Regions from separate parts of the Homo sapiens genome. Here region 2 is linked to region 1. The links are chromatin loops, found by intact Hi-C in ENCODE. Cell type or tissue: HepG2. All regions are shown on one strand. Each heading gives the region's core, and the rest is flanking DNA. Links, peaks and the distances in the headings are about the cores only. Region 1 has its middle 23 kb from the start of ZNF254. Region 2 has its middle 4.2 kb from the start of LINC03085.

Evidence for each region. Peaks named below come from ENCODE experiments on the same cell type or tissue, not always from the same donor. Only the 100,000 strongest peaks of a DNase experiment are listed, where the experiment ranks them.
Region 2: it touches region 1 in a loop (8-fold over the local background); 3 of 110 quality-filtered maps call a loop at or near these places.

Annotation. Positions count from the first base shown.
Region 1 is chr19:24,059,864-24,067,884 of GRCh38, forward strand. It overlaps a transcript of ZNF254 not described here. Among named protein-coding and RNA genes, the nearest start is that of ZNF254, 23 kb to the right of the region's middle. In HepG2, for the core only: no CTCF peak of the experiment used is centred there; a DNase peak (open chromatin) is centred at 3,638.
Region 2 is chr19:24,138,215-24,146,235 of GRCh38, forward strand. No RefSeq gene overlaps it. Among named protein-coding and RNA genes, the nearest start is that of LINC03085, 4.2 kb to the right of the region's middle. In HepG2, for the core only: no CTCF peak of the experiment used is centred there; DNase peaks (open chromatin) are centred at 2,057 and 3,537.

The DNA of each region.
Region 1 (8,021 bases), core at 1,234-6,233:
GGACTGACACCTAGGGGATGAGAGGTTCCTGCCTTGGCCCTGCCCACAGGAGGCTTTGTGGCATGTCTCTGGCCTCATTACCTAGAAAGATGTGACTCTTCTCTTCTACCTGCATTCTTCCCACAGAGAAGATTGTGACATCACTGGATCCAGCAATTAGAAAATGTTTCTCTCCTGCCTGAGCCTTGCCCACAGGAATATTGTGACATATCCTTGGGCTCAGCACCCAGGTGATGGAACTCTGCCACCTGTGCCCTGTCTACTTAGGCTATTGTGAAGCTGGTTTCAATACCCAGGTGATGTAACATTCCTGCCAGGCCACTGCCTTCCAGGGATATTGTTACGTACCTTTGTGCCAATCACCAAGGTGATGTGAATCTTTTCACCTGCCTAGTCCTTGTTCACTAGGGGATAATGATATCTATTGCTGGTTTCAGCACCAAGCTGATGTTACTTGCCTCTTCTTCACAGATTCTGCTCACAGAAAAACTAACACATCACTAGGCCCATCAGCGAAATTATTTTGCCTGGCCCTGCCCTTAAAAGACATTGTGACATACTACAGTGCCCAGCATCAATGTAATTTGTCTCCTGCCTAAACCCTGCCTACTGGGGGCATTGTGACATATCTCTTGGCCCATCAACTATTTGATGTGACTCTACTTTCTTACCTGGGCTTTGCCAATAGTAGAGCTTGTGACCTATCTCTGGGCCCAGCACCTAGATGTTATGACTCTCCCGCCTGGTCCATGCACACAAAAAAGAGAGTGACTTATACTAGGATCAACACACAAATGATTCTATTCTTCTGCATTATCCCAGCCCACATGGCTTATTGTGACATCTCTAGGTTCATCATCTAGATGATATGACTCTCCTTCCTGGGAACTGTCCATAATGAAGATTGTGACACATCACTTGGCCCAGCACCTATGTGATATGACTCCTTTCTTTTGCCTGGGCCTATCAGTTTGGGTGATTGTGTCATATAGCTTTACTCAGCACCTTGATTATGTGACTCTCCTGTTTCTCCTGAGTCCTACCCACAGAGGTCATTGCAACATATCCCTGAGCCCCTAATTTAGGTAATTTGACTCCTGCCTGGGCCCTACCCTCATTGATTTTTGTGACATAGTTTTTGACTCAGCACCTAGGTAATGTGATTCTTCTCCACTGCTTGGACTCTGTCACAGAAGGTATTGTGATGTATCACTGGGGCTGACACCTAGGTGAAGGTACTGTCTTCTCCTGCCTGGGCCCTGCATAAATTGTATATTTTGACATTTCACTAGGTTCAACACATGGGTGATTCAACTCTCTCACATGGACCGTGAGCATGGGGTTATTGAGACATTTATTTTTGTTCATCACCTAACCGATGTGACTCCTCTCTGATCCCTGTCAAAAGGAAAGATTGTGACATATCACTGGAACCAGAACTTAGGTGATGTGACTCTTCTGTCTAACAACCACATATTTTGGTTATTGTGACATTTCACTGGGCCAAACACCTCAGCCCTGTCCACAGGGGTTCTTGTGACATATATCTGCATCCATTACATAAAAGATGTGATGCCTTTTCTACCTGCACCCTCCCCACAGGAAAGGTTGTAACACACTGCAGGGCCCAGCCACCAGGTGATATGTCTCTCCTGCATGTGCATAACTTTCAGGAGAAAATTGTAACATGCCACTGGTTGAAAACCCAGATGATGTGACTCTCCTGCCTTTTCACAGCCCTCAGGGAAAAAAATTACATATCATTTGCCCAGCATCCAGGTAATGTCACTCTCCTGGGTGGTTTGTGCCAACAAGTTGGTTGGTAACATATATCTCGGCCCAGCTCACAGGTTTGATGGTGACTCTAATACCTCCTACCAGCCAATAGAAGAGACACTGTCTCTCACAGGTAGGCTTAGAAAGAGGAGTAAAATTCCTGGCTGGGTGTGGCGGCTCACGCCTATAATCCCAGCACTTCAAGAGGTAGAGGTGGACGGATCACCTGATGTCGGGAGTTCAAGACCAGCCTGACCAACATGGAAAAACCCTGTCTCTACTAAAAATACAAAAAATTAGCCAGGTATAGTGGCACGTGCCTGTAATCCCAGCTACTCGGGAGGCTGAGGCAGGAGAATCGCTTGAACCCAGGAGGTGGAGGTTGTGGTGAGCTGAGATCACACCGTTGCACTCCAGTCTGGGCAACAAGAGTGAAACTCTGTCTCACAAAAAAAAAAAAAAAGAAAAAGAAAAAGGAGTAAAATCCTGGTGGTCTCTCTGTATGAAGGTTATAGAGAATTACCACTCTCTTGTATATTGTGTAAAGCACTTGGATGGTACAGAGCATGTCTTCTGTACCATAGGACCCAGCAAACAGGTTAGATCATGTTTCATGTAAGCACATCCTGCCAGTTTTTAGGATTGTCATCCTCACACATGAAAGAGCCCACTGACTGATGAGGTCATAATTCTCATGGATGGATGCAGTCCATACTTAAAATTGTGACTATCTTATGTGAACATGTGGCCACACTTGAGATGGTGAATCATTTCTAAACCCAGCTCATAGTGGTGAGGACTCTCCTCTCTGGACCCAGCTAATTGGAGAGATGTTAAATGTCATACCTAGACTTGGGACCACATTAGATCATGTGTTCAGAGCAGGTTGCAACTCTCAGGCACACCATATACAGTCCACAAGAGAGTGTCCTGACAGAGAGAAGCACACAGGTGAGACTGAAATTTATATTCACACCCAGTCAATACCAAAGATTGTCATCCACTTAAACACACTCTTCTTTTGAGGTTCTGAATCTCACTTTTGGAGGCAGCTGAGTGTTGGAAAATTGACTCTCATTTGTGGATTTTTGTCCACAGTTGGGTTAGTGACTCGTTAACCAAAATTCAGCACACCTTTGTGACTGCAACTTCACTAAGGAGCATAATTTATTTATTTTGAGATGGAGTTTTGCTCTTGTTACCGAGGCTGGAGAGCAGTGGCACGATCTTGGCTCACTGCAAACTCTGCTTCCTGGGTTCAAGTGATTCTCCTGCCTCAGCCTCCTGAGTAGCTGGGATTACAGGTGCCCACCACTATGCCAGCTAATTTTTTGTATTTTTAGTAGAACTGGGGTTTCACCATGTTGGTCAGGCTGGTCTTGAACTCCTGACCTCAAGTGATCCACTTACCTCAGCCTCCCAAAGTGCTGGGATTACAGGTGTGAGCCTCCTTGCCTAGACTAAGGCACATAATTTGCAAAAGAAATTGAGGCTCTTATGCACAAATCCAGTCCACCATTGAGACTGACCCCTGTACTTAGACCCAACATGCAGGAAGTGTTGACTGTCATTCCTTGACTCAGGACATGAGTGTAATTGTTAATGTCATCACAAGACCTTTCTACAAGTGTCATGTGACATACATCTTAGCCCAGCATCTGAGTTATTTGTCTTTTCCTGGGACCAGTCCACAGTGCCATATCACCGGGCCCATACCCTTGGTAATGTGATTCTATTCTGCTTTGATAAAGCGCACAGTGGTCATTGTGACATTGCTTGGTGTTGCACCCAGGTGGTGTGAGTCGGCTCTTCTGCCTTGGTGCTGCCCACAGATGTATTGTGACATATTGCTGGGCCTATGTTATGTTTATCTTTTGCTTGTGCCCTAAACACATAGCCTGAGTCCAACGACCAGGTGATGTAACACTTCATCCTGGACCGGTCTACAGAGGGGATTGTAATATATGTCTTCACCAATCACCCTGGAAATGTGACTTACTTTTCCTGCCTGTCCCTAATCACAGGGGGTACTGGAACATATTGTTGGGCCCAGCACGTAGCTGATGTGACAATTTTTTTTTGGGTTCTGCTCACAAAAGAGATTATGACATGTGATTGTGCCTAACACTAAGGTGATGTTACTTTTTTTTTTTTTTTGCTTTGGCTCTGCCCTTAGAAGGCATTGAGACATGGCTGGGCTCAGCACTAAGAAGATGTGAGTCCTCTGCCTGAAGCCTGACCACAGGGAGCATTGTGACACATTTCTTGACCCATTACAATCTCTTCTACGGGCAAAGCTGAGGTAAATGCCCGTTTTACCTATGTGATGTGACATTCCTCTTCTGCCTGGGCCATGCCCACAGAATAGAGTGACGTATTGGTGGGGCAAGCAAAACAGTGGTGTAATTATTCTGCCTGGTCCCTGTACACAGGAGTCACTGTGATACATGTTTGGGCCTCCCACCTAGATGATGTGACTTTTTTCTTCTGGAGTTTGTCCACAGTGGGAATTGTGATATGCCACGTGACATAGCTCCTATGTGATGTGACTCTTTCTCATTCTTGGCCTCTTTCCACTGGGGTTACTGGAACATAAAGCTGAGCCCAGCTCCTAGGCTGTGTCTCTCCTTTCTAAGCCCTACCCACAAAGGACATTGTGACGTATCTCTAGGCTTCTCACCTAGGTAATATTACTTTTTTACCTAGGCCCACCCCTCAGGGGTATTGTGAAATACTGCTGGACCAACATGCTAGATGATAGGAGTCTCTGCTACTGCTTGGGGTGTGATTAAGAGGAAATTGTGATGTGCATTTGGGTGCATCCAGCACCTAAGTGATGTTAACTCTCCTCTTGTGCCTGAGACCTGCATGCAATATGTGTTTTTGTGTTTTTTGTTTGTTTTTGAGATGGAGTTTTGCTCCTTTTGCCCAGGCTGGATTGCAATGGTGCAATCTCAGCTCACCACAACCTTCATCTCCCAGGTTCAAGCAATTCTTCAGCCTCAGCCCCCTGAGTATCTGGGATTACAGGCATGTGCCACCAAGCCCGGTTAATTTTTCTAATTGTAGTAGAGATGGGGTTTCTTCATGTTGGTCAGGCTGGTCTCGAACTCCCAACCTCAGGTGATCCACCGACCTCAGCCTCCTAAAGTGCTGGGATTACCGGTGTGAGCCACCGCACCTGGCTGGCATCATGTATTTCAACATGTCTCTGGGTCCAACAACATTATGATGAGACTTTCCTGTGTGGGCTCTCACACAGAACTATTCTAACACATCTTTTCATTCATTATCTTGGCGATTTGACTTTTCTGTTCCGCTTGAGCACTGCCAAAAGAAAAATTTGTGGCAGATCACTGGACCTAGCACCTAGGTGATGTGGCTCTTCTCACTTGCCTGAGACCTGCATATTTTGGTTATTGTGACATATCACTGAAACAAACACCTAGGGGTTGGAAGGCTTCTGCCTGAGCCCCTCCCACAGAGGGCCTTGGAATATATTTTTTTATCCATCACCTGGGAGATGAAACCCTCTACTTCTACCTGCCTTCTTCCCATAGAGAAGATTGTGATATATTGCTGGGCCCAGGAACCAGGTGTTTTGTCTATCTTTTCTGGGCTTTGCCTACAGTGAGCCTTGTGACACCCAGGTGATCATACTCTTCTTCCTATGCCCTGCTTTCAGGAGAGGATTATAACATCTCTGGTTGAGAACTCTGTGATGTGACTCTCCTTGCTGGTGCATGCTGTCAGGGAAGATTGTGACATAACCCTGGCTCAGCACACAGTTGATGTGACTCTTGTGCTTGTTCTCTACCCACAGGTGGAATTGTGACATATAACTTGGCCAAGCACACAGATGTAATGGTGTGGTGACTCTCATACCTAGAACTGGGACCTGTGCAGGATTGTTAATTCATTACTGGACATTCCTGTGGGTGTGATTGTTACATATGCCTATGTTCAGCACCCGAGTGATTTGATTTTGCTGCCTGGTCTCAGTCCAAATGTAAGATTGTGATTTATCGCTGAATCCAGCACCTCGGTGATTTGACTCTCCCTTTTTTTGTGGGAGGGATCCTGCAAATTTTGGGTATTGTCAATTATTGCTGAATCCTGTACCCATGTTATGACTCTCCCAAATGTGCCTTACCTGTTGTGGCACAATATATCACATTAGACATTGTTAAATATTGTTGGGTTCAACACCTGGGTGATGGATGTAACTTTTTTTCTGGGCCTGCCTACAGGGGACCTTGTGACATAACTCAATGCCCATCATCATGGTAATGTTACTCTCTTCTCCTGCCTGATCTCTGCTCACAGAGAAATTGTGACACATCACTGGCCTAGCATCTAGGTGATGTGACTCTCCTCTTTTTTTCAGGCTCTGCATATTTGGGTATTGTGACATATTGCTGAACTCAACACCTAAGGGATGGGAGTCTCCTACCTAGGCCCTTCCTACAGGGGACATTGTGACATGTCTCTGCATTCCTCATCCAGGAGATGTGACTCTCCTTTTCTGCCTACACCCTGCCTACACAGAAAGTTGTGGCATATTGCTGTGGTCAGCAACCAGATGATATATTTCTCCTGCCTGGGTCTTTATTACAGGAAAGATGATTGACATATTACTGGGCCCAGCATCCAGATGATGTGACTCTCTTCTTCTGTTGGTCCTTGCTTACAGGGAAACTGTAGCATATTGCTACACCCAACACCTAGCTTATGTGATTCTTCTTTTAGGTTTGCCTTCAGGGAACATTGTGACATATTGCTGGGCCCTGCACTGATAATTTGTGACTCTTCTGCCTGTGATTTGCCCACTTGGGGCATTGTGACATATTGCTGGGTTTAACACTCAGGTGATGTAACTTTTATGCCTAGGCCTTGCTTACAGGAGGCATTTTGAAATGTCTTTGTGGCTGGGCATGGTGGCTCATGTCTGTAATCCCAGCGCTTGGGGAGGCCAAGGTGGGCAGATCACAAAGTCAGGAGTTCGAGACCAGCCTGGTCAACATGGTGAAAACCTGTCTCTACTAAAACAAAACAAAACAAAACAAAACAAAACAAAACAAAACAAAACAAAACAAATAAAACCACAAAAATCAGCCAGGTGTGGTGATTGGTGCCTGTAGTTGCAGCTACTCAGGAGGCTGAGGCAGGATAATCGCTTAAGTCCAGGAGGTGGAGGTTGCAGTGAGCTGAGATTGCACCACTGCACTCCATCCTGGGCAACAGAGTGAGACTCCATCTCCAAAAAAAATAAAATAAAATAAAATAAAAATACAAATGTCTTTGCACCAATCCTACAGGTGATGTGACTCTCTTGTGTTACCTGGTCTCTGCCCCCAGGAAGAATTGTGACCTTTCACAGCGTATAGCTAATTTTTTTCTTTTATTTCTTAGTTTTTCTCCTGCAGGAAAGATTGTGAAATATTACTGAACTAAGCACCAAAGGGATATATTTTTTTTCTTGGACCTGCCCATGTAAGACCTTGTGACATATTGCTGGGCCCTACACCTAGATGATGTGAGTTTTCTGCCCGTCAACTATTTTATGTGACTCTCCTCTCTTATCTTCACTTTGTCCATAGGTTAGCTTTTAATATACCTTTGGGCCTGGGTCATGCTAATAGAAGCAAGAGTGACTTATTGTTGGGCCCAGCACACAGGGGATGTGATTCTTCTGCTTGGTTCCTGCCGAAATGGTCATTGTGACATATCTATGGGTCAGTTGGCTAAATGACAGGACTCTTTTTATCTTTCTGGAGCAGTCCACAGTAGGAAATTTGACATATCGCTGGGCCCAGCACATATCTGATGTGACTCTCCTCTCATGCCAAGGCCTTGCCTACTGTAGTGATTGTGCCATATAGCTGGGCCCAGCTCCTACGTTATCTGACTCCTGTTTTCTTCCTGAGCCCTATGAAAAGATTGCATTATTAAATATTTCTGGGTCTTTTACCTAGGTGATGTGACTTTTCTTTCTGGCTTGTCCTCTCAGAGGGTATTGTGACATGTTGCTGAATGCAGCATTTAGGTGATACGACCCTTCCTCTACTGCTTGGACTCTGACCAAAAAGGGATTGTGATGCATCACTGGGCCCAGCACCTACGTAATGGGACTCTTTTCTCTTGCCTGGACCCTACAAATATTTTGCATTGTGACGTGTAGCTGGGTCTGCCACCCAGGTAATGTGAGTCTTCCACATAAGCCCTGGCCACAAGAGTATTATGAA
Region 2 (8,021 bases), core at 1,649-6,648, 79 kb after region 1:
TAAAAACAGTGTCCACATTTTCTTTTAGAATGTCATGTGTTTAGAATTGCAGTCATTTACATTTCTACTTCTGATGCTTTTGCCTAAGAAGATTATTTCAACTACCTTTCCCCTTTTCTTCTCATGACAGTGAAAGGACTTCTTTAAAATAATTCTCCCCTATATATCAGAGACTTGTCTTTATTCTCTCCATCCAGGCTTCTTACATATCACAAATAATACTCATCTTGAGTTTATATGCTGAAATATTGGAAGTATTCCCTATGTTGACAGGTCAGCCTGGGCAGGTGGGAATATAAAACATTCTTATTGGGGATGGTGCTGGGTCCTCAGATATCAGTGAGGGAGAAAAGTGCACTGTTTAGGTTCCATCTGAATGCTCCATCAGCTCTATGAAGAATATAATTTTTAAATGCACACTTAAAAAGGATGGAATTGGCCAGGTGTGGTGGCTCATGCCTGTGATCCTAGCAGTTTGGGAGGCCGAGGCGGGTGGATCACGAGGTCAGGAGATCGAGACCATCCTGGCCAACATGGTGAAACCCCATTTCTGCTAAAAATAAAAAATTAGCTGGGCTTGTTGGCATGTACCTGTAACTCCAGCTACTCAAAAGACTGAGGCAGGAGAATCACTTGAAACTGAAAGAGGTTGCAGTGAGATGAGAAGATGAGATCACGCCACTGCAATCCAGCCTGGTGACAGAGCAAGACTCTATCTCAAAACAAAACAAAAGGATAGAATTAGGCTGGGCACGGTGGCTCACACTTGTAATCCCAGCACTTTGGGTGGCCAAAGTGGGTGGATCATGATGTCAGGAGTTCAAGACCAGCTTGAGCAGCATGGTGAAACCCTGTATCTACTAAAAACACACACACAAGCAATAAATCTGGAAAACATTTTCCAGTTAAAAACACACACACACACACACACACACACACACACAAAATTAGCTGGGCAAGGTGGTGTGTACCTGTAGTCCTAGCTACTTGGGAGACAGGCAGGAGAATTACTTGAACCCAGGAGGCAGAAGTTGCCTTGAGCCAAGATTGTGCCATTACACACCAGCCTGTGTGACAGAGTAGACTCCATCCCCCCCCCAAAAAAGAAAAAGAATGGGTAGCCTGGAATAATTAGAAAGATATGCAAAGGAAGTAATTCAAAGAAATGTGACTTCTAGAATGCTACAGAGAGTATTTAAATACACTATTAGAAATTACAAAACATGGGCAACATGTGGCTTGAACTTTACATAAAACATGTTTTTCATAATTAGATTCTGATTCTGATTTACATTTTTTGGCCAGTAATTTCACCGAAGTCATGTTGCATCATCCTATATGTATCAGCACATAATACCAATCTGTCCCATTAATTTTATTCACTTGGTTAATGTGTTTTCTGAAAGACTTCTTCCCCCTTCCCCGAGATGGAGTCTTGCTCTGTCATCCAGAGCTGGAGTGCAATGGCACGGTCTCAGCTCACTGCAACCTCTGCCTCCTGGGTTCAAGTGGTTCTCCTGCCTCAGCCTCCTGAGTAGCTGGGATTACAGGCATGAGACACCACGCTCAGCTAATTATTGTATTTTTAGTAAAGATGGGGTTCACCATGTTGGCCAGGCTGGTCTTGAACTTTTGACATCATGATCCCTCTGCCTTGGCCTCCCAATGTGCAGGCATTACAGGTGTGAGCCACCACTCCCAGCCAGGATTTCTTCACTCTAAAGTTACTTTATAAAAACTGTATTATTCACAATTACTTTGGAGAGACTTTCTGATTAATGTGAATAAACACATTTAATCTGAAATCTCCCCTGTTACACCAAGTATCAGGTTCCAGTCCAAGCTGAGGTCTGACGGGAGTCGGTGGGTGAGTGGTGGGTTGCTGGAAAAACAATCGAGGATTGGTGGGGAGTTTTGGCATGGCTTTATTCTCTCTATGGTCACAAGCCTGGTCATGAGCCCTGTGTACAGGGTCAGCAGCTTTACTCTCTCTCCCTCTCCTGTCCACCTTTCTGTGTACTCCTAACACATAATAGTGGCTGAGAGCCAAGTATGATCTTACACAACCAGGTTACATAATGAGTAGAATTGTGCATGTGTGCTCCAAACTCACTGAGTCATGCTGAACCAGATGTTTACCTCGGCCTATTCTTGACCACAGCACATCCATTTTTCTTACATTCCTTTTCTTAATAGTTTATCTTTGTTTATACGTTGCTTTGGAAAATGAAGTGTGTCATCTTTTTTTTACTGGTCATATACAGTGGGATAAAACCCAGGTTCAGTCACTTACTATATGTTTTAAAAAGTATTTTCCTTAAGCTAGAATCATTGACATCATTGGTCAGTTTGTTAGCAATGCAGTAACTCAGGTCTCATCCCAGATCTGTTGAGTTAGAATACATATTTTAACAAAATCTCCAGTTTATTGATGTATGCATTAAAATTTGAGAGGTAATTTCTAATGTCCTGTGACTTCTCCATATGGGAACTATACACAGTTTACTCTGTATAATGTAAATATAGCACTCAAAACTGTATATGCTTGTGTTTGTGCCATACATTTTATGCTGTATCATCAGAAAAGTATAGTACCTACACTGGTTTTGTGGATCTTATTCTCTTTCCTCAGAATGATGGAATACATTAGAGAAGCTTTCTCTATTAAATAATATTTTACTGGATAATTTCAGTCTCATGTAAAACAGAGCCAGTTCTCTTAACTCTCAAACACCTAGAGTAAAATTAACCATTCTGCCTATGGCCACTTTCTAAATATGTGTGGGTGTTTGGGGTTTTTTAGAAGATGTTAATATTCAAGGCTGTGGCCATAGAATTCTCTCAGGAGTAGTGGGTGTGTCTGAATCCTGCTCAGTGAAATTTATATAGAGATGCGGTGTTAGAGAACTACAGAAACCTGCTTTCTTTAGGTGAGAGTAATTTTTCCCCAGATTTCCTAATATACCTTAAAGCTTCTATTTTATCCCTTTGTAGAATGATTTTGGGAATTTTTGCTATGCATAAATTATTTTTAGATCAATAAAATTAAGGAAAACTTGAAGTTATTGGAATAGAAAAGAAAATTTTCAAGATGTTATATCTTAACAGGAAACTTCCCCTTTCTTGAGCTAAACTGTATCTTTCACTCTAGATTAATGATAATTCTAGAAATTCAGTGGCATAAAGTATTTTCCCCAAGTATTAAAATCCAATATTCATCACCAATTTTAAATTCAATAGTATTGAACAGTAGAGCTAAGGATCCAGAAAACTAAAATACATATTAAATATTTTAACCTAAATATTCTAAAGGTTCTGTCAGAAAACAGTATTTTGGAATTAAAATTCTAGAATCCTTCATAATATTCTCTCCTCTCTACTGAACAGAGTACTAGGTTGGTAACTGGAGAATCCCAGCAAGTCATATTACTTTTTTTTCTAACAAAACAGGCCTTGATGTCTCTAACATTGATCTGATCTCCTGCTTTAAGCAAATAAAAGAGCCCTGGAATGTGAAGAGATATGAGACAGTAGTCAAATACTCAGATAGCTAAGCATGAATGAGGCAGATAACAAAGACAAGAGGTACAAAGGTCAAAGAATTCCAGACCTTAAAATGTGGTATGTGTTGCTCTGCTTCAATGGAAATATTTCCTAGAAAGTCATTTTTTTTTCTAGCTCTCAAATAGGAGCATCTTTTGTTCCATACCCTTAAATTCTCTAAGGGCTCCACTTCCTACTTAGTGATTTTCCTTTGAGGGTCTTGTGAGAGCTAAGGTCCTCTTTATGGCTTATGAGGTATCACATGTTATTCCTGTTGTTCCATTGCTTTGGGGGGATATAAGAACGCCTCTTGATTATTTTTGAGCAGCTGCATATAAGATTATTTCTTAAGTTTTCTTTTCCCATCATGTCTGAAATGTGTGAGAGCAGTGGTGATATTAAGATTTGTTTCAGAAATCTTAGGAACATTAATGACAGATGTTACTTGTTATTTTTCTATTTTTTCATTTTGATATTAGCAATCCTAACAGATTTGAAATGGTAGTTCCTCATTGTTTTCATTTGCAATTGCCTGTTGGTAGGTGATATTGAACACGTTTTTATATATCTATTGGTTATTTGTATATGTTGGCAAAATATTTTTTCAGTCTTTTGACCATTTTTCAGGTGGATTGTAATTGTTTTTATTATACTTGCCTCTACTTTGAATTTCCTATATATTTTTAATATTAAACTTTTCTTGTATATATTGTTTGCTATTGTGAGCATGCTGCAGTAAACATGCAAGTATAGGTAGCATTTTTTTTTTTTTTTTGAGTCGGAGTCTTGTTCTGTCGCCCAGGCTGGAGTGCAGTGGCTCGATCTTGGCTCGCTGCAGGCTCCAACTCCCAGGTTCACACCATTCTCTTGCCTCAGCCTCCCGAGTAGCTGGGACTACAGACGCCCGCCACCATGCCCGGCTAATGTTTTGTATTTTTAGTAGAGATGGGGTTTCACCGTGTTGGCCAGGGTGGTCTCGATCTCCTGAGCTCATGATCCGCCCACGTTGGCCTCCCAAAGTGCTGGGATTACAGGCGTGAACCACCGCACCTGGCCCAGATATCATTTTCATATAATAAATGATTTTTCTTTGGGTAGATACCCAATGATGAGATCTCTGAATCAAATGGTAGCTCTATTTTTAGTTGAGATTGAGTTTTTTTTTTTCATATGCATGTTGGCTATTTGTATTCTTTATTGAAAAATGCTTAGTAATGTTATTTGCCTATTTTCAATGGAATCCTTTTTTTATTATTATGACATTTTTGAGTTGTTTGAATTATTTGTAAATTCTGAATATTAGTTACATGTTGGCACATAGTTCGCAAATATGTTCTTTTATTCTGTAGGTTGCCTATTTACCCTGTTGATTATTTTTCTTGCTGTGCCTAAACATTTTAGTTTGAATCCCATTTATCTATTTTTTATAATAATAACATAATAATAGTTTTTTTTGTTGTGTTCTTGACTAGTTTTGGTGTCAAGGTGATACCTCAGAGTGACTTAGGAAGAATTTCATTATCCTGAATTTTTGGGAAGAGTTTCAGGAGGATTATTATTCTTAGTGCATTTGGTAGAATTTGGCTGTCCATTTATCTACTCCCGAGCTTTTCTTTTTCAAGACTTTTTTTATTACTGCCTCAATCATGCTACTCATTATTGGTTTGTGTTACTGTTGTATCCATTGAAATGTCTGTTCTTTCACTTCTGATTGTTTATTTAGATCTGTCTTCTGCTTTTGGTTAAGCTAGCTAGCAGTTTATCAATTTTGTCTTTTTGAAAAATCAACTATTCTGTTGATCATTTTTATTGTTTTTGGTCTTAAATTCATTTGGTTCTGTTCTGATTTTTGTTTTTTTTTTTCTTGTAACTTGGAATTTGGTTTGTTATTAATTTTCTAGTTCCTTGAAGTGTGATGTCAAGTCCTTAATATGTAAGCTTTCTACTTTTTTGATGCAGGCATTTAGGCTATAAACTGCTCTCTTTGTACTATATTTGCATATCTCACAGGTTTTATTATATTGCATTTCTATTTCCATCTTTTTTCCCACAATTTTTAAATTTTCATTTTAATTTTCTTTTTGAGATGGGTTTTACTCTGTCACCCAGGCTGGAGTGTAGTAGCACAATCTTGGCTCACTGCAACCTCTGCCTTCCAGGCTAAAGCGATCTTTTTATTTCAGCCTCCCGAGTGGCTAAGACTATAGGTGTGCACCACCACATTTAGCTTTTTTAATATGTATTTTTTGTAGAGATGGGGTTTGCCATGTTGCCCAGGCTAGTCTCAAACTCCTGACCTCAGGGGATCCACCTGCCTCAGCCTCCCAAAGTGCTGGGATTGCAGCTGTGAGCCACCACCCCTGGCCGGCCATCTTAATTACTTCATTTACACCGTGACTGTTCAGGAGTATGTTGTTTAAATTCTTTGTAAATTTATAGTTTCTGAAATTTCTCTTGATATTGATTTGTAGTTTTATTCTCCTGTGATCTAAGTAGGTAGTTGATATAATTGTGATTTATGGGGGTACTTTGTTGATTTGCCAATTTCCTATCTCAATGGTCTCTCTGATGCTGTGAGTAGAATGTTGAATTTCTCCACTATCATTGTGTTACTATCTCTTTCTATAGGTTTAATAATATTTCTATTTAAAATCTGGGTGCTTTGATGTTGGGTGCATAGATATTTAGAATTGTTATATCTTTTTGCTGAAAAGATTTCTTTATTATTGGATGATTACCTTCTTTACCCTTTTTGTTGCACTTTTTATTTAAAGTGTTTTATTTGATATACATACAGATACTCCTGTTTGCTTTTGGTTTCTGTTTCTGTTGATATCTTTCCTCCCTTATTTTTAATCTATATGTGTCTTACAAGTAAGGTGAGATTCTTGTAGGCACCATAGAGTTGGACGATTTTTTCTTATTCATATCATAAATCTATACATTTTGATGAAGGATTTAATTAATTTATATTCAAGGTTAATTTTTTCTTTCTTTTTCTTTTTATTTTTTGAGATGGAGTCTCATTCTTGTTGCTCAGGTTGGAGTGCAATGGTGCGATCTCGGCTCACTGCCACCTCTGCCTCCCAAGTTCAAGTGATTCTCCTGCCTCAGCCTATTGAGTAGCGGTGATTACAAGTGCCCACCACCGTGCCCAGCTAATTTTTTGTATTTTTAGTAGCGATGGGTTTTCACAGTGTTGGCCAGGCTGGTCTCAAACTCCTGATCTCAGGTGATCCACCCTCTTTGGCCTCCAAAAGGTATGAGCCACCTCACCCGGCCATGGTTAATATTAATATTAACATGTAGGTTTTGTTACTATCATAATGTTAATTATTTTGTTTTTTTTTTCATCTATCTTTCTGGTTTAATAAAATTCTGTCATGTTGTGATTTGATTTATTTCTTTTTGTCTTTTGTTTTATAAGACCTGTTAGTTTTATACTTTTGTATGTTTTAATGATGGTGAATATCAATCTTTTGTTTTTCTATTAGAAGTACCGGCCTGGCACAATGGCTCATGCCTGAAATCTCAGCACTTTGGGAGACTGAGGTGGGTTGATCACCTGAGGTCAGGAGTTTGAGACTAGCCTGGCCAACATGGTGAAACTCCGTCTCTACTAAAAATTCAAAAATTAGCTGGGTGAGGTGGCGGGTGCCTGTACTTTCAGCTACTTGGGAGGCTGAGGCAGGAGAATCACTTGAACCTGGAAGGCAGAGGTTGCAGTGAGCCGAGATTGTGCCATTGCACTCCAGCCTGGGCAACAAGAGCAAAACTGTCTCAGAAAAAAAAAAAAAAAAAAAAAAAAGAAATCCCTGACATCTTTTATAGACCCAGTCTAGTGGTAATTAGTTTCCCCAGCATTTATTTGTCAGGGTAAGACTATTTCTTCTTCATTTGTGAAGGTTAATTTACCTTGATGTAAAATTTTTGGCTGGCACTTTTATTTCAACACTCTCTAAGTGCCATTCCATTATCTTCTGGCCAGTAAAGTTTCTGTTGAGAAGTGTGCTTTTAGTCTGATGTGGTTTTCTTTATAAATGACTAGATGCTTTTCTTTTGCTGATTTTATAATTAGTTATTTCATTTCGACTTTAGAAATTCTGGTTATCATGTGCCATGATGAAGTCTGTTTTGCAATTTATTTTACTGGTGATTGCTGAGCTTCCTGTATATGTATGTCTAATTCTATTGCTAGACTTGGAAATTTTTCATCATTTATTTTCTTAAATAGGTTTTCTAAACTTTTTCATGTTTTTTTCTTTCTAAGAAACACTGATAATTTTTATGTTTAGTCACTTTATGTAGTCAGAAACATCTCAAAGTTTTCGTTCGTTTTTTAAAATTCTTCTTAGTTTTGTCTGAGTAGATTATTTTAAAAGACCCATTTAAAGGTCTGAAAATTCTGTTTATGCCTTTTCAGTCTACTATTGGATCATTGAATGTATTTTCTTTTTCCTTCAGTAAATCTTTCAGTT